Linked DNA regions of Mus musculus: region 2 is linked to region 1. The links are chromatin loops, found by intact Hi-C in ENCODE. Cell type or tissue: heart. All regions are shown on one strand. Each heading gives the region's core, and the rest is flanking DNA. Links, peaks and the distances in the headings are about the cores only.

What was found. Peaks named below come from ENCODE experiments on the same cell type or tissue, not always from the same donor. Only the 100,000 strongest peaks of a DNase experiment are listed, where the experiment ranks them.
Region 2: a loop joins it to region 1, with 2.2 times the contacts of the local background. A loop is called at or near these places in 2 of 42 quality-filtered maps.

The regions. Positions count from the first base shown.
Region 1 is chr7:4,503,892-4,518,634 of GRCm38, forward strand. It overlaps Tnnt1 (troponin T1, skeletal, slow), which reads right to left and starts at 12,084. Exons shown (of 14, transcript NM_001277903.1): 1 at 12,040-12,084; 2 at 10,446-10,488; 3 at 10,322-10,335; 4 at 9,920-9,946; 5 at 9,690-9,722; 6 at 8,374-8,395; 7 at 6,426-6,489; 8 at 6,061-6,177; 9 at 5,667-5,744; 10 at 5,120-5,233; 11 at 4,583-4,692; 12 at 3,631-3,721; 13 at 3,492-3,532; 14 at 679-909. The coding sequence starts at 10,477. The coding sequence ends at 864. It overlaps Tnni3 (troponin I, cardiac 3), which reads right to left. Exons shown (of 8, transcript NM_009406.4): 8 at 14,414-14,560. The coding sequence ends at 14,477. In heart, for the core only: CTCF peaks have their summits at 4,410 (motif pointing right) and 6,184 (motif pointing right); DNase peaks (open chromatin) are centred at 6,190 and 7,740; H3K4me3 peaks cover 1,529 bases; H3K27ac peaks cover 2,780 bases.
Region 2 is chr7:4,904,803-4,919,545 of GRCm38, forward strand. It overlaps Gm36210 (predicted gene, 36210), which reads right to left and starts at 2,915. Exons shown (of 2, transcript NM_001370858.1): 1 at 1,483-2,915. The coding sequence starts at 1,655. It overlaps Zfp628 (zinc finger protein 628), which reads left to right and starts at 10,415. Exons shown (of 3, transcript NM_170759.2): 1 at 10,415-10,603; 2 at 12,608-12,714; 3 at 13,974-14,743. The coding sequence starts at 13,979. It overlaps Gm51297 (predicted gene, 51297), which reads left to right and starts at 13,163; the gene lies at 13,163-13,228. It also overlaps the pseudogene Gm5320 and a transcript of Nat14 not described here. In heart, for the core only: a CTCF peak has its summit at 6,994 (motif pointing right); a DNase peak (open chromatin) is centred at 6,965.

The DNA.
Region 1 (14,743 bases), core at 4,375-8,374:
CCTGAGCACAGCATTCGTGCACACCCTTCTAACCACTGAATGGGAGAGCAGCAAAACTGATGACTGCTAAGCCCTTGCTCCTGCCCCAGAACCACATGTCTTTTGCTAGTCGTTCTAGTCATTGTACATGTATGCTTACGTATGACAACACATGTGGGGGGCAGAGGGCAACTTGCAGAAGTTACTTCTTCCTTCCATGTGGGTTGTGGTCTAATCCAACCCAGGTCACGATGCTTGGCAGGATCCACATCTACCTGCTGGGCTGTGTCCTGGGCCCTAGGATCACAGCTTATAAATCTATTCCTCTATCAGCCCTGTCTGTCTGTCTGTCTGTCTGATGAGACAGGGTTTCTTGGTGTAGCTTGGTGTAGCCCTTGATGCCCTGAAACTCGCTCTGTAGACCATGCTGGCCTCAAATTCATGAGATATGCCTGTGTCTGTCTCCCGAGTGCTGGGATTAAAGGCATATGCCACTACCACCTGTATTGTCTTTATTTCTCATATAGGATGGTCTTGAACTCACTGTGTGGCCAAGGAATGACCTTGAAACCCCGAGCCTCCTGTGTCTACCTCCCCGGTGCTGGGATTACTGTCACTCGCCATCGTATCTAGTTTAAGCAGAACTGGAGATTTACCCCAGGGTCTCATGAGCTCTAGACAAGTTGTACTCCCAGTCATGAACTTGAACTCTCTTTAATGACAGTTGATGGCTCTCCCAGGCAGTATGGAGATGTCGATCAACCCACATAATAACAACCCTGAAGAACTTAAGCAGATGCCTGGGGGCACTTTATTTTGAGTTACAGATGGGACACGCTCCAGTGGCTCCTGGGCTCCACACAGCAGGTCATGTCCTGGCAGTCTCACTTCCAGCGGCCTCCAACTCGACCCTTCCCAGCCCCCTTTCGGCTGTGGGAGAAGAAGGTGGTGTCAGGAAGAGGTTCTGAGCCTCCGAGATAAGCTTAGCACAGCATCTTTAAAATTCAGGAAGTCCACCAAATACCCACCCCCACCCAGAGGAAGTCGGGAGCAGAGGCCAGCAGTGCTATTTCTTTTTTGCAGTACTGGGCACTGAGTCAGGGCCTCTCCCATGTTAAGTAAGTACTTTACCACTGAACCACAAACCAGGCCTCTCACTGGGGGATTCTAGGCAGGGGTTTACCTATGAGCCACGCCCCCAGCCCCTCACGGGGAATTCTAGGTAGTGGTTCTACCACTGAGCTACGACCCCCTTTGAGTGCAGCTCTTTCAGATAATGCCCAGTGGTTGGTGGGAGTTGACTTTCTTGGTTAGTTCACAGATAACTCATGCAAATTTATGTGAAAGGGGCTTGAGCGTGAAAGAAGGGTTAGCTAGAGGTGGTGACATGCATCAGGGCTCAAGAGGGCTGGAAGAGTACAGAAAAGGCTAGAACAAGAAAGAGACTGAGCAGGAAGCCTGGACATGGTGGGGAACACCAGTGATGTCAGCCCTGAAGAGGATGAAGCAGGAGCATCAGGAAATGTTTGAGGACAACCTGGCCTACATACGTGTGTGTGTGTGTGTGTGTGTGTGTGTGTGTGTGTGTGTGTAATCCCCCAGTGAGAGGCCTAGTTTGTGGTTCAGTGGTAGAGTACTTACTTAACATGGGAGAGGCCCTGACTCAGTGCCCAGTACTGCATACATACATAGATATTCATATATGTATACATATGTGTGTACACACACACACACACATGTGCCAGGTTTGGAAGATGGAGGCAGGCAAGTGTCAGGAGTTTAAGGGCAGTCTCAAATACCAATGGAGTTCTAGGTCACTCCAACTTACAGGAGACCTTTTCTTTTTTTTGGGGGGGGGTGCGGGTTCGAGACAGGGTTTCTCTGTGTAGCCCTGGCTGTCCTGGAACTCACTTTGTAGACCAGGCTGGTCTCGCACTCAGAAATTCACCTGCCTCTGCCTCCCAAGTGCTGGGATTAAAGGCGTGCGCCACCACCCCACGGGGAGACCTTGTCTTAATAAGAAAAAATAGAGAGAAGGAAAACTGGCAGAAGAGGGAGGGACAAAGAGAGAAAGGGAGAGAGAGAGGCCAGCGAGATGGGTTAGCAGGTAAAGGTGCTTGCAGCCAAACCTAAGATCTGAGCCTTATCCCTGGGACCACAAGGAAGAAGAAACCAAGTCTTCCAAGTCTCCTGAGCACACTCCACATGTTGTATGGTGCACAACTGCCTGTAATTTAGCTCCAGTGGATACAAACGTCTGGTCTCTGTGGGCACACACACACACACAGTCATACCCGAACACACTCATACACCCATATACATATACACACCTACACATACACCCATACACACACACACACAGTCATACCCGAACACACTCATACACCCATATACATATACACACCTACACATACACCCATACACACACACACACACACACACACAGTCATACCCGAACACACTCATACACCCATATACATATACACACCTACACATACACCCATACACACACACACACAGTCATACCCGAACACACTCATACACCCATATACATATACACACCTACACATACACCCATACACACACACACACACAGTCATACCCGAACACACTCATACACCCATATACATATACATACCTACACATACACCCATACACAAACACACATACACATGTACACACTGTGTGCATGTAAACATGATGCAAAAAATGGTGTAAAATAATATGTACTCAGAAAAGAATTGGAGGAATACAGACCGGGAGTGAGACTGAAACCTAAGAGCTGATAAAGAAAAGCAAAAGACTGTAGTGCAGGCCAATAACCCCAGCCCTCCTGAGGCTGAATCCAGAGGATCAGTAGTTCAAGGCCAGCCTCAGCTTCCTAGTGAGTCTGGGCTATGTGAAACCTTGACTTAAAAATAAATAAGCAGTCCAACAAAAAACCAGGAATGGTAGGTAAGTCACATCAACTATCCCAGCATTCCACTGGTTTGAGACAAAAAGATCTGCTTACACATTCAAAGCCAGCCTGGGCTACACAGTGAGTTCTAAGCCAGCCTGAACTACCAAGTAAGACTTTGTCTTGAGCGGGCAGTGGTGGCACACTCCTTTAATCCCAGCACTTGGGAGACAGAGGCAGGCAGATTTCTGAGTTCGAGGCCAGCCTGCTTTACAGAGTGAGTTCCAGGACAGCCAGGACTATACAGAGAAAACCCTGTCTCGAAAAACCAAACCAAACCAAACCAAACAAAACAGACTTTGCCTTGAAATAATAAGCAAATTAAACAGACAAAAAAAGCCAATAAATAAACCCACAAGAACAGATACGGATAGGATGTCTCAGGAAACAGACAGGAGGTGCCAAAAGGGCAGTGGTATGCAGAAGCAGCCGAAGGAGGGAGGGAGGGAGGGAGGGAGGGAGGGAGGGAGGGAGGGAGGGAGGGAGGGAGGGAGGGAGGGAGGGAGGGAGGGAACAGAAGGAGCCGTCTGTGGAGGTTGGGAGTGGCACTCACAATTTCTGGGCGTGGCTGATGCGGTTGTAGAGCACATTGATCTGTGGAGCAGGAGACCAGGCTAGGTAGATGTCCAACCAGGGCCACCTGCCACACCTGTCACCCAGCCTGGGCCCCAACAGAGGCAGGTAGGTCTCACCTCATATTTCTGTTGCTTCAACTTCTCCATCAGGTCAAATTTTTCTGATTCCAGCTGGTGGATCCATTCTGACAGCTCCTGGGCCTTTTCCCTAGCAGGTCGAGAAGGACCAGGATGCAGCAAGATCCAGGCTGCCCTCTGAGTCCAGAGAGGTCGAGCCACTTACCCCAAGCCATGCAGCAAGTCTCTTTGGGATTGGTATAGTCGCTACACTCTTGCTAAATTGCCCACAAAAGGTTTTCAAATGTGTGACCACTTTCTGAAACAGAAGTTCCTAAATGGAAGTCTCCGGAAGTAATGGCTATGAGCCCCAGAGTGAAAGCCGTTTGGTTTTTATTACTTACATAGTGCGTGCGTGCGTGTGTGTGTGTGTGTGTGTGTGTGTGTGTGTGTGTGTGTGTGTGTGTGCGCGTGCGCGCGTGCGTGTGTGCGCGCGCGCGTGCGTGTGCGTGTGTGTGTGCGTGTGTGTGTGTGCGCGTGTGTGTGTGTGTGTGCGTGCGTGTGCGTGTGTGTGTGCGTGTGTGTGTGTGCGTGTGTGTGTGCGTGCGTGTGTGTGTGTGTGCGCGCGCGCGCGTGTGTGTGTGTGTGTGCGTGCGTACGTACGTGCGTGCGTGCGTGCGTGCGTGCGTGCGTGCGTGCGTGTGTGTGTGTGTGTGTGTGTGTGTGAAGTCTGGCCTCCAGCTCAATATACAGTAGAGGATGACCCTGAATTGATCCTCCTACCTCCTCCCTGAATGCTGCAATTCCACCTAAATACGGAAGGGGGCACTGTGGATGCCAGACACTACAGGCCAGGCCATCCACCGGGTAGCTTGCATTTGAGTGACATTTTGAACATAGAAAGCAACAGTGGCCCAGAAAAAGGAGTGCCAATTGCCTGAAGTAACACAGCACCAAGGCTCAGACCCGGAGTATCGCCCGTGGAAGCCTTTTGAGAGCTGCCAGGACCTACCGGAGCTGGTCCTCCCCCATGTAGTCGATGTTCAAGGGCTTTTTCCTCTCAGACAGAATCCGGAGTTTCATCTCCCGACCAGTCTGTCGCTTCCCACGCTTCTGTTCTGCCTGGAGTGGGAGGAATCCCAAGCCAGGGATAGAACCTGGAGGCTAAATCCACTCAGCAAGGCCAGTGCCTCCACCACATGCAAGGAGTACATCTCAGCCCTCCCCCTTCAGACACTCAGGGGTCCAGCCTCAGCCTCCTCCTCCCTCAGTCCCAGAGCTCCAGGCTCCAGCCCTCTCTCCTCAGACTCAGGAACTCAAATTCCGTGCCCCCTCCCTCAAGCGTACAGGCCCCGGTCTTCTTCCCTCACACCCAGGCACCACCAGAGGAACATTGTGGCCGGAAGAGGGACAGAGACAATCAGCAGAGTGTCTCCCTCACCTACTTGCCGCATGCTATCTACAGTGACAGCTGGCCCTGGATGAGGTCCAGCACCCTCAAGTTTCCCTTCCCTCCTTGTAGACGCAGATTTCCACAGGCTAGACTCACCTTGACCAGGTAGCCCCCAAAATGAGCTCCCATGTTGGACAGAACTTTCTTCTTCTTGGCGTCATCCTCTGCTCTCTTCTTTGCCTCCTCCTCCTCCTTCCGCATCTTCTCCTCCTGTGAGAACAAAGGGGTCCACGACATGTGGCCTTACATACCTGATGGAGGAAGAGCCTAGCCTGGGTAGTTGATGGCTTAGCATCTCCATAAGTGAAGTTGGAGCCACGGAGAGAGCCACTCCTTAACTTGGTATATAGTTCAGGCTAGCCTCAAATTCACAAAATCCTCCTGCCTCGGCTTCTCCTGTACTGGGATCATAGGTCTGAGGCCATCATACCCAGCAAAGCTCAGCCTTTGTGCTGTGGCTTAAGTCTCTTAGTCCAGCCCTGCCTGAAGCTAGATCAGCCGCAGACTTTTTATTTATATGCACTGTTCACCCTTCCAATAGGAAAATCCTTATGCTAGACATTACAGGGACTTTCTGAGAACCGTAGAGAGTATCAAAATGGGAAATAAAGTATTCTCCTATAGGGAAAGGACAGACACCTACCGCCAGCTTGGCCTGGCGTTCTCGCTCCTTTTCCGTTCTGAAGCGCTGTTGCTCAGCTCTCTCTGCGCGTCGCCTCTCCTAGGGGTATTAAGGGGAAGATTGGGGCAGGGAATGTGGGGGTTCTTGGAGGCTATCCCCTCCCACAAGTTGTCCCTCCACCAGTAGACGAACGAAATAAGGATAGTTTCTTTTATTTAATTGTCCTTTTTGAGACAGTCTCTCGAACTCATGGTAATCTTCCTGCCTCCGCCTCCAAAATGCACTCCTGGTAGAAATGGATACTGGAGTGGACCCGCCCAATGTCCCCGCTGTTTCTCCCAGAGACCCCAAAGCACTACATGGAGGGAGGGAACGGGAGATAGATGTAACTAGAGGACCCGGATTTCCGGCTCACAATGCGGTCTTTTAGTGCAATGAGCTCTTCCTCCTCCTTTTTCCGCTGTTCAAAGTGCACGTCGATGAGCGTCTGCAGCTCCAGTAAGTCTTTCTCCATGCGCTTCCGGTGGATGTCCTGAAGAGGGAGCCCGTGAGGCCGCCGGACAGGGCCCTGGAGCCTGCCCCACCCCAGCCCTAGGTGATGACTGACAGCCAGCTGGGATGGCTTCCAGCAGATGTCAGCAAAGCATTCCTTGCTAATAACAGGACCCTGGGTTACCCCCAGGGTTTTCATGAAGGAAGCATAGAAGGGCACTTTTCAGAATAGGCTCAAGGCGCCAAGAATCCTGCAGCTGCTTCTGGGGTAGGACATCTGTCACTTACATCAAAATCCACACGCTCCCCTTCTGGAATCTTCGGGGGAATCAAAGGAGGCACCACAGGACGGCTGTGTCGATAGAATTGGAGATCATCAACAGGCTGGCCTCCCTCCTCTGCCTTACCACACGCTGTTCAAAATGACAGCCACCCCCCACCCCCACCCCCACCGGCCCCCGAGTCTGTGTGAGACCACAGTCAGGGAAATACAGTTTGAGTATTTTGTTTTGCCTGTTTTGACATACTTGTAAAAACTGGCAGGACCCGGTGGCACAGATCTGTTGTCCTAGCTGCTCGGAAGTCTGAGGCAAATTCAAGTCCTGCCTGGTCTAGAGAGAATCTAAAGCCATCCATGGAAACTTAAGAGACACTGCCTCAAAATGAAAAATCACAACAGGGCTAGGGATGAGATTCGGCCGTAGAATGCCTGACAAGAATCCCCCAGGGAGAGGCAGGGGGCGACTCCCCCAGTGAGGGGCTGCGGGTGACTCAAGACGGAATGCTTGTCTCAAACATACGAGGCCATATATTGAATGCTCTGCATAAAAAGCAGGCAGGGGTAGCTCAGCAAACAAAGACCCCCATGACAAGCCTGATTGTCTGCGTTCCGACCCCTGTAAATCATCCTCTGCACCCCACACTTGCACCATACACACCTCTGTGCTCACACACGCAAAATACGTAATAAAGGCCTTACAGTTTAAAAGCACTGCTCTTCCTTTTGCACTGCTCTGAGATACTTCACTTTCTTCTTAACCATTTTATTTTATGTGTATGTATGAGGTTTTGCCTGCTGCCTGTGTAACACGTGTATGGCCAAGTGCCAGAAGAAGGCATCGGCTCCTCTGGAACTGGAGTTACAGATGTTTGTGAGCCACCACGTGGATACTGGGAACTGAACCCAAGTCCTCTGGAAGAGCAGCAGTCAGTGCTTTCAACCACCGAGCCATCTCTCCAGGCCTGAAGATTTTATTTCAAGGGTAAGGATGAAGCCCGGGGATCACGCATGCTAAAGGCCATGGACTTTAAAGATCGCTATTCTCTAAGCAACTTACAGTTGCCTGGTTGCTCTAACGCTGTACTACTGGCTGTTTAACAGCAACAGTGCGCAGCTGTAACAAGAAAAACGTCTGCGTGCTCGGGTCACCTACAGTTTCTTTTAATAGCTATGATTTAAGATCAGCAAAACCCACAGATGCTGAACTCAGAATCACCAAGACTACTCTTCCGAGGATGCAGCAACACCTTGCCTGGCAAACACTCTTTCCCAAGGCCCAAGTTAGCAGAAACTTCCCGAATAATTCATGTGTCAGAACATTCCTTGCCTTGGCAGGGCTCATCCACTTGGTGTCTCTAAGGACCATGTGTTGTCGGTCCCAAAAGTCCTTGGAAAGGGCCCTCACTTCCTGCATTCCTTCCCTGGTAGCTCTCCAACCTGGAACCTCTGTAACTGCGTTCCTTCCTCCAAGAGTCCCTAAGCTCTAGCCCTGGCCTCTCCGGGCCTCCTCTTAGCTCAGTTAGCTTCCACAGCCTGTACTGGCCTCCCTGGCTTAACCATACTCTCACGATGGCCTGGTTCTGCACCCAGAGTGGGTTTTATACATAACCACTCACTTTGAGTGTAAGAAATGACTGTCCTTGCCTACAACTTTCCTTCAGCTAGCAAGGTCTTTATCGAGAGGGTCCAGGTTATCACCTCCTCGGGAAGCCTTCCTTGATTGGCCCTGGGCCAACACAGAGTCCCCTTGCATGGTTTTCTAGAACCCAGGCTGTTATTTTTATATCTGACCTGTTTCACAATGTAGGAAGGTCCTCAACTTCTTGCTTTAAGAGTTAAGGTTGGCTGTGTTCAAGCCCTGATTTCTCTGCCTTTTGATTTCTCTGCCCTGTCTCTCTTGGTGGAGGAGCATGAGAAGATAGGCTTGTAACCCACACCCACCCTGTAGCACCTCACCTGGGTTTGGGGCGCTCTTCTTCTGGTGGCAATGGGGGAATACAAAAAGATAATTAGAGAGAGTTGGGTAGAGAGAGGCTTGGCATCCTTAAGAGGAAACCCAGAAGCAGCCTGCGAGCCCAAGGCTGGGGGGAGGACATTAGGAGAGTGAAGGAAAGTTGAGGTGGAGAAAAGGGGGAAAAAAGGTCACTCGCATCAGACATACATTCTCCACTGGTGTGGGGACACCCCCACCCAGACCTCTAAAAGCCCAAAGGACCAAACGCCTGGACAATTTACAATTCTATCTACCCCTGTCTCCTGCCTTCCCCATCCTACCCAGCACTGAAAGAGAGCCCATTGCTTCTCTTCATTCAGGGACCCCAGATCTCTATCCCCAGCCCCCTACTCCCTTAGGACACATATTTCTCACCCCCCACACACTTCTTAGTGGTTCCCTAAAGTTCAAGTTTCTCAGCTCATGCCTGTGATCTTAGGATTTAGGAGGCTGAGGTAGGAGAGTTGCTATGAGTTCAAGGCCAACCTAAGATATATATCGAATTTCAGGCCAGCTTAAACTACAGGTGGGGACTGTCTCAAAAAAAAAAAAAAAAAAAAACCCTAAATAAATAAATAAATAAATAAATAACCAAACTGAGTGTGGTGGTGAACACCTGTAATCCCAGCCCTCAAGAAGCTGAGGCAGGAAGGTTGCTGCAAGTTTGAAGTCAGCCTGGACTATGTGAGACCCTGTCTCAAAAACAAACAAAACATAATATAAGATTAAAAGGTTCAGGCCCCAGCCTTCGAATGTATATAGTGGAGAAATATAACATACAGGGTCAGCTGGGCGGTGGTGGCGCACGCCTTTAATCCCAGCACTCGGGAGGCAGAGACAGGCGAATTTCTGAGTTGGAGGCCAGCCTGGTCTACAGAGTGAGTTCCAGGACAGCCAGGGCTACACAGAGAAACCCTGTCTCGAAAAAAAAAACAAAAAAACAAAAAACCATACAGGGTCAGAGGCCAAAAGGAGAGGAGATGGGGCACCTTTCCGCCAACACTCAGCTTTTCTAGTAAGCATTCTTCCAAGATTGGAACGAAGGCTTGCACACCACTCCCTTTAAGGAAGGGAAAGGGGTTAAAAAAACAAACCACGCCAGGCAATTTCCCTTCACGGCCACCAGAGGGCGCAGGAGGGCCCTAGGGGCTTAAAGGATCAGGCTGGGCCAGACTGGTTATCCAGGAGCTTATCAGGTGATGGTGGATTGCGGACTTGATGATGTCGGGGTCCCCAGACACCCCGAATCAATCCCAGAAGGCGAAGAAGCTATGGTTACCTCGCTCTGCCACCGGCTCCGGCTCCTCGGGGGCTGGGAGGGGCAGGAGGAGAAGCGAAGATTGGGAGGGAGGTGCAGGAAGGGGCAGCCACACAGAAGCATAGAGGGGTGGGAAGAGACGCGAGATGCTGTTAAAGAGTGGACCCAGGATCCTCCAGACCAACATATCGTCCCTTCCCCCACTCCCCAGCCCAAGGCCTAGGAAGAGACCTGTGGGATTCAAGCCTCACCTTCCTCCTCCTCCACCGCTTCCTCATCTGGAAAGGAGTGGGGACACATAAATGTTAGGAACTCTGGAGCAGTGAATGTGTCCCAGAGACTCAGAGATTAGCCTCAGCACTCCCCACTCAGACCCAGGAGAGCAGGCCTCCTCCCTCCTCCCTCAGACCTGGGGTCCAAGCCCTAGTCCTGGATAGGAGACTGGGTTAACAAGATGACCCTCTGTGCCCCAGCTGCAAATGTAACAGGGAGCATTTCCAGTTGCTGCCAGGGGTTTTCTGAGAGTAGCATCAGTATACCACACCCCTACCCTTACACCAAAGTGGGGCTAGACTGCTCCAGGAGCCGTTTCCTCCAAGTCAGAACTCCAGAGGGCCTACCCGACCCCTTAGGCCAGCCCACTCCCCACTCACCTTCTGCCTGCTCCCTAGAGACATGAACAAGGAGAGAAGAGAGAAGAGAGGACAGTTAGCCATCTTGGGATAGGATGATCTCTCCACATTGTAAGCCCCCAAGCCCCCAGACTGCGTTGCTCACTCCTCATATTCTTGTTCTTCGGTGTCTGACATCCTGGAGAGACCTGCAGACCAGAGAGAGGAGGCTGAGTGAGATAGATCCCTAAGGAAGGGGGCTGGTGCCTGAACTCCTGAGTCTGATGGAGGAGGAATGGGATCTGGGAAGGCTGGCATCCAGCCCAGCCCAGGCCATGGAGGCCAGGCCGCAGCCCCACAAGCAGGCGGCAGTAGGCCTCCTTCACCACAGCTGTTTTCTTTTGTCCTGGGACAGGTCCATGAGAACCTGATCCCTGGAGGGATTAGTAGATACTGGAAAAGGGACAGGATTTAAAGACAATAGCTGCCCCACTTCTAGTGCTATTTTGGGGGAATGTCACAGACAAAGAAACAGAGGACATTTCCCAATAAGGAGTTGGAGAAGTGGGGCTCCCCCCACCCCAGCCCCACTGCTCCCCTCCTACCACAGCCCTGATTCCTCCCATCCTGTCCCGCTTTCCCCTTCCCCCTACATTCCACAAAGGGATGGCTGTATCAAGAGCAGCTTCGTCCTGAGACCCTAAAGTCAGTGACCCCCTCATCCAAACTCTGCTGTTCTAGGCCTGAAAGCCCCCAGGTTGAGATCTTCAAAGCTCACTACCCACAGATTCTGAGATCCAGTCCTATGCCCCTGTTGTGTGAGACCAAGAAATCTTCGCATCTCTCGGTTGGGTGCCCAGTTCATACCAGCACATGAATTCTGGGCACTAACAGTCTCAGACCCTCAGGATTGGAAGAGGGTTGGAGGGTGGTGTTGAGACACGGTCTCATATAACCCAAACTAGCCTTAGACTCACTATGTAGCCAAGGATAACCTTGAATTCCTGATTCTTGTGCCTCCCAGAACATCAGAACAGTCTGCCCCCAGATATAAGATCCTCAAATACCTGACAACCAAACTCAGGGATCCCTTTTAGGACACCACGAATAACAGTGTCACTGTTCCTAATAGTTGGCTGTTTCTTTGTTTGTATTCCAAGACAGGACATTGTTGTTTCTCAGCTGGCCCTGAACTCAAAATCCTCTGCCTCAACCTCTTGAGCACTGGGACTTCTGGCCCTAAGCCCTCCCCAGTTCCCCGTACCTCATACTCTCCAAAGCTTAATTCACGGGGCACCTGCCCTTCCACAATTTCCCAGTCTCTGAACCGTTTTTGTTTGGTTTTGCTTTGGTTTGAGATGATATTATTATGTTGCCCTGACTAGTCAGAACTCTGTAAACCAGGCTAGACTTGAACTCATAGAGATCCACATGCCTCTGCCTTCAGAATGCTTCCTCCACAATGTTAAGAAGAGCAGCCCCAGATTATGTACCCCCCCCCCAGATTCTACCCCTCCACTTTTGCCACTCCAAGTCTTCCCAAAGGCTCAGGCTTAGCTGGGTTGCTGCTGCCTATAATCTCAACTCTCAGGAGGCAGAAGGATTGCAAACTCAAGGCCAGCCTGGGCTACCGAATGGGACTGTCTCAAAGAAGGAGGAAGAGGAGGAGGAGGAGGAAGGAAGAGAATATTCTGTCCCCACTGTCACACCTGGCCCCCATTCCCCAAAGACATCAGTGTTAAGAACTCAGAGACAGTTACCTAAGGCTGGGTCCACAGATGCTGTAGAGGGAGTCTGAGGCTTCTGAGGACAGTGACGCACCCCCTGGATTTATAGCTAGGTGCTGAGCCCCGCCCCAGGTTGGAGGAGGGGGCGAGGATTCCGATATTCAGACACCATCCCCCATGCTCAGAGCCCTGCCCTGCCCCCTCTGGCTCCATCCAGTTTGGGGGTCCAACACCTGTCATCGGCTTCAACATCCCTGTAGGATTTCCATCAGCAAACACCGTAGGGCTCAGGCTCCATCAGGCCACCCCTCAAACCCTCTTAGAGTACCCAACAATACCCAGTGCTTTGGAGTTCCCAAGACTGGAAACAGTACAGGAAAAGGAGGCTTAATGACCCAGGGGAATGTCTTAAGTGAGGTTCTATTTCTACCTCTGTGTGGCTTCTCTCAAACTTCTCTCATGGCCTCTGTCTCTGGCCTCCATCTGTATATTCTGTGTCCTTCCCCCCTCCCCACATGCCCCCCCCCCCGCTTCCTCCATCTCTCTCCTCTCTGTCTCTGTCCAAATGTCTCCCCCCTCCCTACCCCCACTCTTTTGTCCACCACCAGAATTCCACCGTGGTGACAACAGGCAGCTAAAGCTGGGAAGCAGGTGTGGGGAGGGGGGAGGGGATGAGATGTCAGACTGGAGAGCCCTCACTCTCCCAGCCCCTCCTCTTTCTAACCAACAGGAACATTTTTAGTATCCTCCCACCACCAACCCCCACTCCCAGTCAAGCCGTGACCTTGAACTCCAGGGAAGCTAGTGGTGGCAAGGCAAGCTTTCTCGCCCCCTCCATGCCTCCCTCCAGTGCAGTTCTGTTTCTGTGGGTGTTCTGGGCTTCTCTTCCCCTCTTGGGTTTGGACTCTTTGATCTTTCTCTCCTCTCTCTTCCCTCTCTCTCTCTCTCTGTGTATGTGTGTGTGTGCACACACATACACACACACACACATGTCCATTGTCTGTCATCTGGATTGCTGTGAAATTCTGCATAGCTTTTGGTTTTTGTTTGTTTGGGGAATGAGATAAAAGATTTGAAATGAAAGATGTTCCACATAGTAGGTCCCATGTAGCCCTCATTAGACTAGAACTCATTATGTAACTAAGTACAGCCTTGAATTTCTGATCCTCCAGCCACCACTTTCCAGTGGTGGGATTAACACGATCTCTCTGTGGTTTTGTCCGTGTGTTTCTGGCGGTCGGTGTGTCTGTATATTTCTCTAAGCTGTTTATCACTTGGGCTCTGCCCCTCTGTGTCTGGGCCATGTGTCTCTCTGTCTCTCTTTCTCAAGCCTTCTGCATGTCTTTGTGTCCTCTCTCTCTCTCTCTCTCTCTCTCTCTGGTTGGGTGGGTGGTTGGTTAGTTGGTTGGTTTTGGTTTGAGTTTAGTTTGGGGTTTTTTGAGACAGGATCTCACTATGGCCGACCTGGAATCCAGTATGTAGACCAGCCTAGCCTCGAACTCACAGAGATCCAGTGGCCTCTGCCTCCCGAGTGCTGGGATGAAAAGTGTGTGTGCCACCACACCCGACTTGCTTTCCTATTTCTTTTTTTTTTTTAAAGATTTTTTTATTTATTTTTATTATATGTAAGTACATTGTAGCTGTCTTCAGTCACCCCAGAAGAGGGAGTCAGATCTCATCATTACGGATGGTTGTGAGCCACCATGTGGTTGCTGGGATTTGAACTTCGGACCTTCGGAAGAGCAGTTGGGTGCTTTACCCACCGAGCCATCTCACCAGCCCACTTTCCTATTTCTGTCTCTTACAGGATCTCTGTCATCTGTCTGCCTCACTGTGAATATAGCCGTGTTTCTATTTTTCTTTTCTTGGTGCTCTAAAAAAAAATATTTTTAATAAAGAATTGTGATATGGGGGCTGGAGAGATGGCTCAGCAGTTAAGAGCGCCGACTGCTCTTCTGAAGGTTGTAAGTTCAAATCCCAGCAACCACATGGTGGCTCACAACCATCCATAATGAGACCTGATGCCCTCTTCTGGGGTGTCTGAAGACAGCTACAGTGTACTTACATAATAAAATAAATAAATCAAGAAAAAAAAAAGAATTGTGATATGTATAGATAGTCTGCTTGTCTGAGCAGTGGCTAGAAGAGGACATAGAACCTCTTGGCACTGAGTTACAGATATTTTGAACTGCTATGTGGATATTGGGAATCAAACCTGGATCCTCTAGGAAACCCAGCCAGTTCTCTTAACCCCAGAGCCACGTCTTTCCTTGGGCTTGGCACGTTCTATGCTCTCTGTAGAAGAGACTAGCCCATGTGAGAAACCCATGTTAGAAACTTGCCTGTGACTCCACCCCACTTGCCCTCACCCTTCTCAAGTGCCCCAGGTTAGCAGACACACAGTTCCTTCTGGTTTGGAGAGGTTTATTCTGCAGGGACGTCCTTCAGAGCACAGTGTGGGAGCCATGGCTCAGCCCTCAAACTTTTTCTTGCGGCCTTCCATGCCACTCAGTGCATCGATATTCTTGCGCCAGTCTCCCACCTCCCGGTTTTCCTGCAAGTGGAAAGTCAGAGGTTAAGGACCCTTTCTGGTCTCTATCTACCCTCTAGCTTGCTAGACCATTCTGTGCTGGAAGCCTGTCTAAGAATATGATTCTAGAGCACTTCCTGTCTCTTCAGTCAACCTGGCAAACTTCTTGTAATCATTTCCCATCTCCCCTTGTACCTCCTGTCACAC
Region 2 (14,743 bases), core at 4,697-8,696, 400 kb after region 1:
CCGAGCTTGAATTTTTTAAAAAATAATTTATTTCAATTTTATTTTATGTGCATAGATATGAGGGCATCAGATCCTCCCCCCCCCCCCCAGAACCAGAGTTAAACTTGTGAGCTGCCATGTGGGTGTTGGGAACTGAACCCAGGGCCTCTGGAAGAGCAGCCAGTGCTGTTAACCACTGAGCTGTCTGTCTGTCTGTCCAGCTTAAATTATTATACTACAGGAATAATGATAAGAACCGTTACTTCTCTCTGGAAAAAATGTGTCGATTGTTATGATTCCTGTTTTAATTTAAAAGGTATTTTGTTTTGCACATACACAGCATATGTCAATTACAAAGAAACCTTAACATACCATATATGACAGTGGTTCTCAAACTTCCTGATGCTTTAATCCTTTAATGCAGTTCCTCATGTCATGCTGGCCCCCAACCAACCATTAAATTATTTCCTTGCTATTTCATAATGGTAATTTTTCTAATGTCAATATCTGATATGCAGGATAGCTTATATGTGACCCCCAAATGGGTCTGGACCTACAGGTTGAGGACCATTGATATACGGTGCCACTTGAGAAAGTAAGCTGTCCAGAGGCCGGGTAAATATGGCTGATGAGGGAAAAACCTCACAGTCCAACTCATTCCACTTTTGAAACTCAGATGTTTGATGAGCCTACTTATAACAATGTAAAATACATAGTTCAAAACTGCAGCTCCTTTCCTACTAATCTATAACACACACTTACCTTCCCATAATCCATCAGTCCCCCTACACCTACCCTCTCACCCTGTAGCCGAGAATGGCCGGGATGGAATGAGCAGCAATCCTCCTGCCTCAGCCTGTTGGGGTTAGAGGCCTGTGTTGCCACATCTGACCAGTGTTCACTATCTTGTACAACCAAGGCCTCTAATTAGCTCTAGGGCTTTTCATCCTCTCCAGAGGGGACCTCTTCCCTGTTAACCACAGCCTCTCTGCCGGTTCCGGCTGGCAGCTTTGTTGGGCTTCTCAATTTATGGTTCTGGCTAACAGCTGAGACCTACTTTGTCTGAAATCTTCTTTTCAAGGCTTATCCACATGGTGGTGCCATGCCCTCTCATCTATCTATCTATCTATCTATCTATCTATCTATCTATCTATCTATCTATCTATTTATTTTTGAGGCAGAATCTTGTTACCTAACCTGGCTGGCCTCTCACATGCTACATAAACTGGCCGAAAACTCGCAGCAGTCCCTCTGCCTCATCCTCAGGAGTGTTAAGATTACAGTCCCATGCCACAGTGCCTGGCTACAGTTATTTACTCGGGCCATTCTTGCCTTCGGTCCCCCCACACCTGGACTCAGGCTCTGTAAAGCTTTCATTGGCTTTGCTGAGTGATGGGTGTTGACTCAGCACAGAAAGCACACGGTAATGGATACAAAATGGTGCTAAAATCAGCCTGAGGTTTTCCCGGTGTCCACCCTGTGCCTCTTCCCAGCACCACTTACCTGCAGATCTGGTTGTGTAGAAACCTCCGGTGGTTGGGTCTGCGTTTGGAGGGCCGAATACGCCTGGGTTGCAGGGCCCGCAGCATGTGGGCCGAAGCCCCACTCACAAAGGCACACAGCTCTCGGGGTCCAGGCTCAGAGACCCCAGGGGCTGCAGGGGATCCAGGGTGCATGGCTGGTTGCTTAGGAGTCACAATGCAGATCAGAAATCACCCCACAAACCAGAGATGGGACAGGAGCATATGGCCTCAAGGTCTGGTGTTACAGAATGGGAAACCACCCTGGTAATTAAGGTAAGCCCTCCCGATGTGCCTGTCCCACTGCAGATGCTGGACTCTGATGACTGCAGGTGAGAGGCTCATATAGGAAGGCAAGGGGCAGGGAGGGGAGGGGGTGTTCCGCACATCTCTTACATGCCCAATTAACACATAGTTGGGCCTGGGATATAAAGCAGGGGCGCGTGGGTGCTGAGGCGGAGATAGGCTCTTAGAGATAGCCAATTAAGGGGACAAAAGCCTCTTTAGCAAGGCCGGGCTAGGCACAGAGTCAACCTCAGCGATTAATGTTGAGTGCCTTTGAAAAGGAGACGCGGGGAGGGGATCTCTGGTGGCTGGAAGAAGGATCCTGTCTCTGAGAGAGGTGCCAGAACCTCCGGGGTGGGTCAAGCACCCCACATAAGCCCATCACCCTCAGACTACCCCACCCCAAGGCCTACTTCTTTGTGAGGGGACCCGACTCTGGCGTCTGAATCCTGAGAACCATGCGGGAGCCAGGTTTCAGACTCCAGGGGTGGGGAGAACAGAACACGTCTGAGGCTGTCCCCCAAGGGATTCTGGGTTGTTTAAATAATTGTATACGTGTATGTCTGTGTGGGGGTGTGTGTATGTGAGTGCCACTTCGGATGGAGGGTACTGGATCTCTGACTGAAGGAGAGGCTGTGAGCCAAACTTGGCTTGGCTCCTGCTGTTGAGAGACAGGACCGGCCTCTGTGACAAGTGTCTATTTGGGGATAGTCAGGGTCTCCGATGCCCTGGTGCCTCTAGTTCCTTGAAATTCTTCCTGAATTAGGTCCCTCCATCTCTCCCACCTCTAAAAGTTCCTGATTCTCACTAGCTTCATGGCTGTCAATCTTCTTCATTCTTATACTGTCCCTGCCTGTGTACCTCGCCTGTCCTTCCCTGCTGTCTGTCCTTCCCTCTTCTCTAGTGTCTCTGATCCTGTCTTTCACCATGTTGGTCTTTTTTGGCTCCTCTCAGGGTCTCTTAGACTCCTTGTGTCTCTTGGGCTTTATTTCATTTCATTTTTGAGACAGGGTCTTATGTAATTCTTATGTTGTCAAGGCTGGCTTTCAACTTAAAATGTCAGGTCCCAAAGAAACCCAGGGCAAGTCTCCCACAATCCCTGTGGCTCCTCCCAGCACCTCCCACCCCTCCCACACCCCTAAACCTCTCCAGCCCAGGGCCCGGGCTTACCTTCTCTTTCTCCAGCTTCCTATATAACTCTTCCTATATAACTCTCCCCTGGTCCACAAGCTCTCTCGGTTCCCATGGGCTCTCCCTGTCCCCTCTATCCTTCCTTCTATTCCTCCCCCGAGCCCCATGGCCCTGTTTAGTCTGGATGCTTCTGGCTGTGCTCTCCCTGATATCTGCTATAAAACCTTCTCTTCAACCACATTAAGGAACAGTCAGGTCCTCAGGTCCTCATTTTCATTCAGTGGCTGGGAATGGCCCTGAAGTTCCTCACTCCTGCTGTGGCCTCTCTCTGTCTCTGTCTCTGTGTATGTGTGTGTGTGTGTGTGTTACCATCTAGCGATGAAGATGACACAGGTTCATTTTCTCTGCTGATTTAAAGAATTTAAAGGCAGAGCAGACCCACTACCAGGTCTCTTGAGGTCTCAGCAGAGCTATCATGTGATCCAGGGAAGGGGAAATCAGGGTCCCCTCATGAAGCCCTTAGTTTCATTAATAAAAGAATTAAGAAGGGCCTAGAGAGGTGCCTCAGCCTTTAATAGCACTGACTGCTCTTCCAGAGGTCCTGAGTTCAATTCCCAGCAACTACACAGTGGCTCACAACCACCAATAATGGGATCTGATGACCTCTTCTGGTGTTCATGAACACTCATGTACATACAATACATAAAATACATACATACATCATAGATACATACATACATACATACATAAAATAGCTAATCTCTTAAAAAAAAAAAGAATTAAGAAAAGACCTAATTGCCAGGCGATGGTGACACACACCTTTAATCCCAGCACTTGGGAGGCAGAGGTAGGTGGATTTCCGAGTTCAAGACCAGCCTGGTCTACAAAGTGAGTTCCAGGACAGCCAGGGCTATTCAGAGAAACCCTGTCTCGGGTGTGTGTGTGTGTGTGTGTGTGTGTGTGTGTGTGTGTGAACCCAGATGGAAACACAAGGACAATTTATTAGAGCTTAAAAAGAAAATCTCTGGGGGCTGGCAAGATGGCTCAGCGGTTAAGAGCATTGACTGCTCTTCTGAAGGTCCTGAGTTCAAATCCCAGCAACCACATGGTGGCTTACAACCATCCATAATGAGATCTGATGGCCTCTTCTGGTGTGTCTGAAGACAGCTACAGTGTACTTACATATAATAATAAATAAATCTGTCTTAAAAAACAAAAGAAAATTCCTGCCCAGTCACCAGAGCCAGCCCTTGCCTGCAGTTTTTGAACTAAGTGCTTCTGCCCACCCAGAGCAACTGATTCTAAGGCTTGACTCTAGCAATGGCCTTTGCAAATCTGAGCAAAGTACTCATCAGTGACAGCCTGGAGCCCTGCTGCCGGAAGATCCTGCAAGATGGAGGGCTGCAGGTGGTGGAGAAGCAGAACTTGAGCAAGAAGGAGCTGACAGCCGAGCTGCAGGACTGTGAAGGCATTATTGTCCGGTCAGCTACTAAGGTCACTGCTGTTGTCATCAATGCAGCAGAGAAGCTCCAGGCGGTGGGCAGGGCTAGTACAGGCGTGGACAATGTGGCTCTGGAGGCTGCCATGAGGAAGGACATCTTAGTCATGAACACCCCCAATGCAAACAGCATCAGTGCTGCGGAGTTCACCTGTGGGATGATCATGTGTCTGGCCAGGCAGATTCTCCAGGCGACGGCTTCGATGAAAGATGGCAAATGGGACCGGAAGAAGTTCACGGGACAGAATTGAACGGGAAGATACTGGGAATTCTTGGCCTAGGCAGAATCGGAAGAGAGGTGGCCACCTGAATGCAGTCCTTTGGAATGAAGACTGTAGGCTATGACCCCGTCATCTCTCCTGAAGTCGCGGCCTCCTTTGGTGTTCAGCAGCTGCCGCTGGAGGAGATCTGGCCTCTCTGTGATTTCATAACTATCTATACCCCTCTCCTGCCCTCCACCACAGGCTTGCTGCATGACAGCACCTTTGCTCAGTGCAAGAAAGGCGTGCGAGTGGTGAACTGTGCTCGAGGAGGCATTGTGGATGAAGGTGGCCTGCGGTCTGGTCAATGTGCTGGGGCTGCACTGGATATATTTACAGAAGAGCCACCACCGGGCCTTAGTGGACCACGAGAACATCATCAGCTGTCTCCACCTGGGTGCCAGCACCAAGAAGGCCCAGAGCTGCTGTGGGGAGGAAATCGCAGTCCAGTTTGTGGACATGGTGAAGGGGAAATCTCTAACAGGCGTCGTGAACGCCCAGGCCCTCACCAGTGCCTTCTCTCCACACACTAAGCCTTGGATTGGTCTGGCAGATGCACGCCTGGGCTGGCTCCCCTAAAGGGACCATCCAGGTGGTTACACAAGGAACATCTCTGAAGAATGCTGGGACCTGCCTGAGCCCTGTAGTCATTGTCGGCCTTCTGAGAGAAGCATCTAAGCAGGCAGACATGAACTTGCTGAACGCTAAGCTACTGGTGAAAGAGGCTGGCCTCAATGTCACCATCTTCCACAACCCTGGGGTCCCAGGGGAGCAGGGCAGCGGGGAATGCCTCCTGACTGTGGCCCTGACTGGTACTCCCTACCAGGGCACCACACCAATGCTGCAGGTGCTCAACGGAACTGTTTTCAGACTAGAGGTGCCACTATGCAGGGGCCAACCCCTGCTCACGTTCCCAGCTCAGCCCTCCAACCCTGTGATCGGCCTCCCGGCAGAGGCGGGTGTACAGCTGCTGTCCTACCAAACCTCCAAGGTGTCTGACGGAGAGCCCTGGGCTCTCCTCCCTGCTGCCCAGCCTGGAAGCATGGAAGCAGCATGTATTTGAGGCTTTCCAGTTCTGCTTCTGCCCATGGGGCTCAGAAGTCTCAGCCCCACAGGCTCTTCTGAAGAAACCCGCTCACTGTGACCTAAAGGGAGAGGGGATCCAGAACCAAGGCATCTGCCTGAACTAATATCTAGTAAAGACTCTAACTCAAAAAAAGAAAAGAAAAGAAGAAAGTCCCAGAGCAGGCAAGCTGTAAAGCTCACAGTTGTCAGGAGGAGGAAGAGGAGGAGAAGGGAGGGAGAAGATGAACTGGGAAGTCAGCCACAAGACAGCAGGTAGCCAAGCCACACAGCAGAGCAAGGAAGCCCAAAGCCATGGTGAGGACGTTTAAGAGCACACTCAGGCTCTGGCTAGAGTCTGATGGAAAAAGAAGAAAGGAAAAACAGTTATTTACTCCTTTCTAAGGAAGCACACAGACCCAGCTGAACCTGAGACTGCATCAGTGGGAGAGAATTCTGGGAAGAAAAAGTATATTATCTTAAAGTGAACCACCCTTTTGAGTGTAAGTCCCTGGAGGAGAGCCAGTGGCCAGGCCCTGCCCCCAGACTACTCAAACAACCATAAAGGCCATTTCCAGCCCATAGAGATGCAAGCAGCCAAGCTCTGTCCTACAGAGGAAAGGAAAGGGGAGGGGGAGCCCAAGAAGAGACCAGAGAATCCCAACAAGCCCAGACCACCTTAGAAAGTTCTGACCGTCCCACCCAGGAAATTCTATATGAAGCCCGCTTCCTGTCCAGTTCTTTGCTGCTTTTCACCTGAGCAGAGGCAGCCACCCTCTTGTGTCTTTCCCAGTAAATCTCTTATGTGAGTAAGATTTGATGTGTAGTGCAACTTTGTGGTATTTCTTGGCGCCTAACTTACAGAATAGCGGAACTGCAACACTTGGGTCAAGGAAACCTTTCCCCTCAGAGCTGTTAACACTTACACCTAGGTCCTATGGGTGGTTCCTTAGGGAGGCTTGTCTCCACGTCCAGATAAAGTCTATTTTTTACAAATCTTGGTAGGTGGGGGAAGGCTGGAATTCCTTGGTCCAGAGTTGCTGGAAGTGTACTCTCGGGTCTCTCCAGAGTCGAATGAAAGGCTCACACTCCCAGGGCCAGCCAGGGGTCACCACTGCTGTAGCTAATAGCATTTTTGCTAGCTCAGTTCCAGAAGTTGACCTGGATTCCTTGCTCCTAGCAGCCAAGAGAAACATCCACGAGCTCCTCTGTTTCCAAGCCATGTCCAGCCTGAGCACACAGCTTGCAACTTGGGGATGATCCGCCAGGGGGCGCGAAATATCTATACTGATGTTGGGTGGTCCAGCTCAAGGTCCCAGGCCCCCTTTTCTCCTGTTCCATTTGTGTGAGCATTCCCGGAACCCCCGTCACCCCACCCCCCACAGCCCCGTGTAATCTGAGGTCTCTCTAGTTTTAGTTTAGACAATCAATCTTGGTCTTCAAATACCACACGGAAAATTCCAGAATTAAAGCATTCGTCATCTTAATTTGCATTCTGTTCTGAACAGTATGGAACAGTATGCCATCCACTGCAGTTAGAAAACAAATCCTGTGTCTAGTGTATCCACGCTGTATATGCTACACCCCCACCCCCATCCCCGCCTCGGTAATCACTTAAGGCACCATCTCAGTTACCCAGTACCGGAGTGCTTGTATTCCAGGAAACTTGGAATTTTACCTGCTAAGGGTGGAGTTTCTATTGCTGTGAACAGATACCACGATCCCGGCAACCCTTACAAAGGAGAACATTTAATTGGGGCTGGCTTACAGGTTCAGAGGTTTAGTCCATTATCATCTTAGGAAACATGGTAGCACGCAGACAGACATGGTGGTGGAGGAGCTCAGAGTTCTGCATTCATTAGGCAGCAGGAGGTGAACTGGCTTGAGCTTCGGAGACCTTGAAGCCCACCCCCTAATGACACACTTCCTCCAACAAAGCCACACCTCCTCCAAGGCCACACCTCCTAATACTGTCACTTCCTATGAGCCTATGGAGGCCATTTTGTTTCAAACCACTACAAAGACCTTGAGTGGACCATGTATGAAGTTATAGAAGTGAAGTCTTCCACAAGATGGAAACCTGAGGACGTTGGAGAAACCAAGAATGTAGAACATTTGGTAAAGAAAAATATGTGGAGAAGAACCAGCGTCCATGGAGGCCATGCATGCTGCAACAAAGCCCACAGGATGTCCTGTGCTGCGGCAGTGGAAATACAGGATCTAATGTTTGCCCTGCTGGGTTTGGGTGGCTTTTTCTTTCTTTCTTTCTTTCTTTCTTTCTTTCTTTCTTTCTTTCTTTCTTTCTTTCTTTCTTTCTTTCTTTCTTTCTTTCTTTCTTCCTTTCTTCCTTTCTTCCTTTCTTTCTTTTTCCTATCTTCCCACTCCCCCATTTTGGAATGGGAATTGAAAGGACAACATAAACCCCATTTGTCTTCATTTAAGGACCAGGCCTGACTTTGAAAAGAAAGCAATTAGGCACCAGCTCCAAGCAGACCACAAAACACAGAAACAAGGTCATAAAACTCCTCCCAAAGAAGACCTGGGGATAACCACAAAAATGGGGAAAATACTTTATCTCAGAATGGGCCATCTGCGCTGGGTAGCCCTACCTCATCCTATAGTTAAAGTTCGTGACATAGGAATGCAGGCCACTGACCACCCATGACCCCCCCCCCCCAGCCTAGCACTCACCAATGAAATTTTAGATTACCTGATCCTTCCTGACAGTCCCCCTATAAGAAGGCCTATGCACCTTTGTCTGGGGTTGACATTTTGAAAAATATTTGACCTCTGCATGCTGGTTGTTTCTCTAGAATAAACCGTCTTTGCATACTGAGTCTGAAGTCTTCAGCGACTTGACTTTCGGACCCTACAGGGTGTCTATTGTGTCACTGCATATCAGAATCTTGGAACTTTCTTTTTGACTTTGCAGGGCCTCACAGCTAAGGGGCTGCCTTGAATCTCAGGCGAGACTTTGAACTTAAATAATATATTTCTTTTTATGTGTATGTGTGTTTTACCACACTCATGTCTGTGCCTGTGTCCACGGTGTCTCGGGAGGGTTCTGTGGGACTGGAGTTACAGTTGTGAGCCACTGTTGTGGATTCTAGAAATCAAAGGCGGGTTCTCTGGATCTCTCTCTCTCTCATACATAAAATGAAAAAATGTAAATTACATTCAGCCACTTATTTTGTGTGTATGGGCATGCATGTATTTGCCACACAGCATAGATGCTGATTGGAGGACAACTTGTGGGAGTTTGTTCTCACCTTTCACCATATCCATGTTGTAAATGTAATTGCTATTTTCCAGATGTAATTGCCATCTCTGATGTCTACTGTTGAATAAACTCACCCTTTCTAGCTCTTTCTGAATTCTGGCTGGCTGGTTCAACTCAGCTTCTCTGGCCTAAACACCTCTCCAAAGTGACTGATTCTCTCAGCTTCTGACTGAATTGCTCTGCTTGACCTCAAACTAACTCTAGAAATCTGTTCTAATTTGGCTTCTTTTTATTCTCTGGCTCATTGTGTCTTCACCTGCAACTTGTCTCTATAAAACCATCTCTATGAAAACTACCTCTGAACTCCTCTGCATAGCCTCTCAACTCACTGATTCAACTGAACTGGTTGCCTAGAACTCAGAGATCTACATGCCTCTATCTCCTGAGTGCTGGGATTAAAGGCATGCACCACCAAACCTGGTCCTAAGCTTTTCCTTACCTGAAACTTGCTCTATTCCAGGCTGGCCTTGGACTCAAAGAGATCTGCTTGCCTCTGTCTCCTGGAATTAAAGGTGTGTACTAAGGTCATATCTGTGTTCCAGCCACAATAGCCATGTTGCTGGATTAAGACTCCTCTATGGCTTCACTGGGCAGCGAGCATCAGTACCATCAGTCTGAGCCATCTCACCAGCCCTCTAAGTTAGGGCTGGGGTGATAGCTTTGTAGTTAAGAACAACTGCTAGTTTTACAGAGGACTGGGCTTCGGTTCCTTGGGACCACACCAGACAGTTCACAACTGCCCTGTAACTCTAGCTCCAAAGGATCTGACACTCTGTTTTGGCTTCCTCAGGCACCAGGCACACATGGGGTGCACAGACATGCATGTGGGAACTCACATATACAGAGAAGGTAAAAATAAATAGATCTTAAGAAAAAGGCAGCCGGGCAGTGGTGGCGCACACCTTTAATCCCAGCACTTGGGAGGCAGAGGCAGGAGGATTTCTGAATTCGAGTCCAGCCTGGTCTACAGAGTTCCAGGACTGTCTCGGAAAAAAAAAAAAAAATTCAAGGCCAGCCCGTGCTACATGAGCCTACAAGAGCCCATTGTCTCAAAAAGTAAAAAACAAAAACAAAAAACAATTAAGACAACAAAAATAATCTATCCGAAAGTCTCAGCACAGGCTCAGAAAGCAAGCTTGGCCCCAGATACCAGCAGGCAGGGGAAAAAAAGCAGGCTTGTAGGGGCAACTCAGACTCCCGAGACCCAGGCCATCCCAGGCCATGCAGGAAGGTTGAGTGCCTCAGTTTCCTTCCCAGCACGAGGGAACAGGGTCTGCGTGTACACCACGGGCCTGAGGCTTGGACCCCCGGGATTCTGCATCTGGCGAACCCCAGCAGTGGGTGGGGCCGGGCCGGGCTTGGCGCGTTGCGTCATGACGCACGAAGGCGGCGGCGGCGGGGTTTGTGTGCGCGAGAGGCCGCCGATAAAGGTTGAGTGCCTCGCGCCGGGGGCCGTGGGGAGGGAGCGCGCCCCCGCCCCCTCCCGGGCCGCGGGTCCCGCAGCGCTGTGCCGGGCCCCGCTTCCCGTCAGCCCCCGCGGGAAGGCCCTGGGGTTCTCCTTGATCCCCCTCCCCGACCGGGGCCACAGGTGAGAGACCGGAGGGCGCGGTGGGGGAAGGGCCGGAGGGCGGAGTCGTTTGGAGAACGGCGAGCGGGAAACCGGAAGGGGTACCTTAAAGGGAAGGTCGCTATTTCGCCTCCGATATTTAATCTGTTAGGCCGGCTCCGCCCTCTTAAAGGGGTAAGGACAGTGTGTTTAGCTGCATTTTTGCAAAGCTTCCTGCCCTTTCCCTTCTCCCCTTTCTCCTAAAAGGGGGTTATTTCCTTAAAAGCGGGTGATAGTTTCCCAAACATTGAAGGAAAAGTTTCATAATTCTGCTGGTCCCTAGACTATCTGAACAAAGAGATCTTTTTTCCCTCCCAGATAAAACCTCATGTAGCTTAGGATGCCGTCAGACTCACTGTATAGCTGACAATGACCTTAAATTTACGATCCTGCTGCCTTCATCTGCGCGCTGGGATTACAGGCCTGCCTGTGCCACCACGCCCAGTTCTATGGTGTACTGTGACAAGAACCCAGAGCTTTGTGCATGCCAGTCATTAACCCTTAATAACCGAGCTACATCCCAAACCCCAAGAGCTTCCTCGTAAAGCCCAGACGCTTAAAGGGCACTCTCACTGCTAAGATGGGTCCCTGTTCCGTTGGGCCTCTTGTGTTAAAAGATATGGCCTCAGAGGCACAGACAGTTTCTGAACCTCATTTGTCACCTACACGCCAAAAGGAACAACAGCCCTTTAAAAAAACAATCCTTCATAGCCTATTGCCCTTTGAAAAAGAAATCCTTTATAACCTGTCAAAAGGGGGTGCCTCCCTCTCTTCACTCAGACTGTCTTTACTGAGCATGCTCTCTCCTGATGTTTTGGTGGGTGATGGATGCATCAGAGAACGATCGATCGAACGAAGCAGAGGTTCTCTGTTTGGATGATGTGAACATTGACAGAGTAGAACAAGCAGTAAGAGACTTATATGTTGATGGGACTGTCCTGGGGTACTGTCACTGCAGTACTGACTTCAGGATTTACTAGGGAAGGGTCAAGCTGGCACTGTGTTTTGTTACCAGTGGCATCCATCCTATTGAGTCAGGAATCCTGATGAACACCCATCCATTTATTAGACAGCCCCTCTGACAAAGAATGACCTGTCTCCAAATCTCTGTGCTGGTGAGGTTGAGAAGTCCTGGCTAGGGTGGTGGTGATGCACGCCTTTGAGCCCAGCACTCAGGAGGCAGATGCAGACATCTGAGTTCGAGGCCAGCCTGGTCTAGGTAGTGAGTTCCAGGACAGCCAGGGCTGTGCAGAGAAACTGTGTCTCAAAAAGACAAAGAGAAATGCTTGCCCTATAGTATTTAGAAGGTGATGGGCCCCGTGAAGAAGGGAGCAAATAAGGCATGGGAGGAGATCAGGGAGTGCTCAAGGGTGGTCTGAGGAAGGCTCTCTGGGGTGAGTTCTTGAAGACTTGGAGGTGACAGTGTGAGTTGTGGATGGTGGAGGGGAAGGGCACTAGGCATAAGGTGGTGGTAGCTTTCCCTGCTTAGTTGAACGGCTAGAGGGACAGGAGGCCTGCAAGAGGGGAGAAGACGGACGTAGTTATGCGCAGTCAGCAGGCTCCTGTAAGGGAGTTTGTCTTCTGTCCCCTTATAGGTGTGACTACTATCCAGGTTTGCCTCAGACTCATCCTCCTGTCTTAGCCTCCTCTTACCACACCTGGTTTAGCAGTGCTGGGGCTCACACCTAGGACTTTGTGTGTGTTGGATAGGCACTCCATCAACTGAGCTACATCTCCTGCCCAACCCTTAAGTTTTGTAACAGGAGAGCATAGAGGGAGAAAGACCTGGAGTTAGATTGTGGTTAAGTGTGAGGTATCTTGTGTCCCAAGCATTTGGAGCAAAGGAGAGGCCTGGGTAGAGTCACACTTTTAGAGTTTTCTATAGATTGTGGAATCCTAGGGGAGGGTAAGGGCTTTCAGAGAGGGGCAGTGGGGGCAGAGAGGAAGACAGCAGTTCTTGACTGAGCTCTGATTCTCCACCTCCAGGTTTAGAAGGATCCAGCCCGAAGGCTAAGGTGGTCACAGAAGGGAGAGTCAGCCATCTGCAGCTAGGAGATATGCTTAAAGGAAAGACTCAGCAGCAAGGAGCTGGGGTATGTGGGGACTGCAGGTACAAGGAGCTGGGGTATGTGGGGACTGCAGGTACAAGGAGCTGGGGTATGTGGGGACTGCAGGCACCTGACGTGGTTCCAGAGGGAGGGGCAGGTTAGTCCCCCTGACATATAAAGGGCTGGGGGAAGTGGAACAAGGGGTCTTGTTTCCTTACATATGCTGCTGGGATTGGGCCAGGAGAGAAGCAAACTGCTAGAGGATGCCATGGGAGGTCAGAGGCCATGGCATAGAGTATTTGGGGGCGGGGACCCTTGCAGTTGTCAGCTGCTACTCTTTTGGACTGCATCTTTGTAGGGATTCATCCTGTGTGCTGTAGGGTGCTGAGAAGCACCTCTGTCCCTGCCCTTGACAGACAAGCAACAGCCAGTGTCTCCAGACATCACAAGATGCCTCCTGGGTGGAAAGACATTTGGCTCGTTTGGGACCTGTTGGTGCCTGGATTGGAGGATGAGAATATTTATTATTCAGATCGCTCTTCTCTTTCCAGTCATCAGCACGGCCAGTGGCTAAGGACAGCGAAGCAAGAGGATTTCAGTGGGAGAAGAAACATGCTAAGGGTTATCCCTGGTGGTGGTGGTGGGGGGGGGCATGGAGATCAGAGAAAGTGCTGGGAGCTGAGAGGCATGGGCTATGTTGAGTTGCGGGCATCAATATATGCACAGGCAGGGTGTGCCAGGGAGAGTGTGTACAAGGCTGGTAACACTGCGTGATGGAAAGAGGTTGCAGATCCTGTGGGAACAGGGCATCCTCACTAGGGATTTGGGGGATCTGAGAGGGAATGAGGCAGGTAGTGGGTGCTGGAGTGGATGCCTGAGCCTTGATCCCTACTCAGTGGCTTTCCTTAGAGTGAAATTGTTTAGGGTGAAGTAGGGAGATGAGTGCTGAGGACGTAACTCTTCAAAATAGGCAAGAAGCCAAGCCAGAGGCTTCTTCCAAGGGACTGATGACAGAAGGAGCCAGTGTCCTGAAGGCAGGACATTGTTTAGAGAGCACCCCTTTTTGGAACTGTTTGCTTCCTAGAGGAGCTCTTTTGCTGAGAAGTTTCACATCCCAGGTGCCCCATTACTCCTCCCTTGAGTCTTCGATAATGTGTGTTAAACCCACGCTGTTGCAAACCCCCCTAAGGAAGAGCCCCCACAGCATGGGCGACACAGGGAGGCTGCCCCTGTTCCTTGAAGAGCCGCTGTGAGTGGTGAGGAGGTCCAGTGCTTGCTCATTCTGATCAGAATCCTTTCACCAGGTGTGATGGCCGGCTCCCACGTGGACATGGCGCCAGCTTCCACCACCGAGGGAACTGGGGAAAAGCCAGGGCCCACTGCGCCAGCACCCACCCCAGCTGCTCAGTATGAGTGTGGGGAATGCGGCAAGTCCTTCAGGTGGTCATCTCGGCTCCTGCACCATCAGCGCACTCACACAGGTGAACGGCCCTATAAATGCCCGGACTGCCCCAAAGCCTTCAAGGGTTCCTCAGCCCTCCTCTACCACCAGCGGGGCCATACAGGCGAGCGGCCCTATCAGTGCCCAGACTGCCCCAAAGCCTTCAAGCGCTCTTCCTTGCTGCAGATCCACCGCAGTGTGCACACAGGCCTGCGGGCCTTCACCTGCGGCCAGTGTGGTCTGGCCTTCAAGTGGTCATCCCATTACCAATACCACTTGAGACAGCATACCGGTGAGCGGCCCTACCCGTGCCCTGACTGCCCCAAGGCCTTCAAGAACTCCTCCAGCTTGCGGCGCCACCGGCATGTGCACACAGGAGAACGCCCTTACACCTGTGGCATTTGTGGGAAGAGCTTTACTCAGAGCACCAATCTGCGGCAGCACCAGCGGGTGCACACGGGCGAGCGCCCCTTCCGTTGCCCACTCTGCCCCAAGACCTTCACACACTCCTCCAACCTGCTGCTGCACCACCGCACCCACGGCCCTGCCCCCGGCCCCGCCCCTGCCCCCGCCCCCCCAGGGGAGACCAGCAGAGCTGACACCAAGGTTCTGGTCTCTGATGCCTACTTGCAG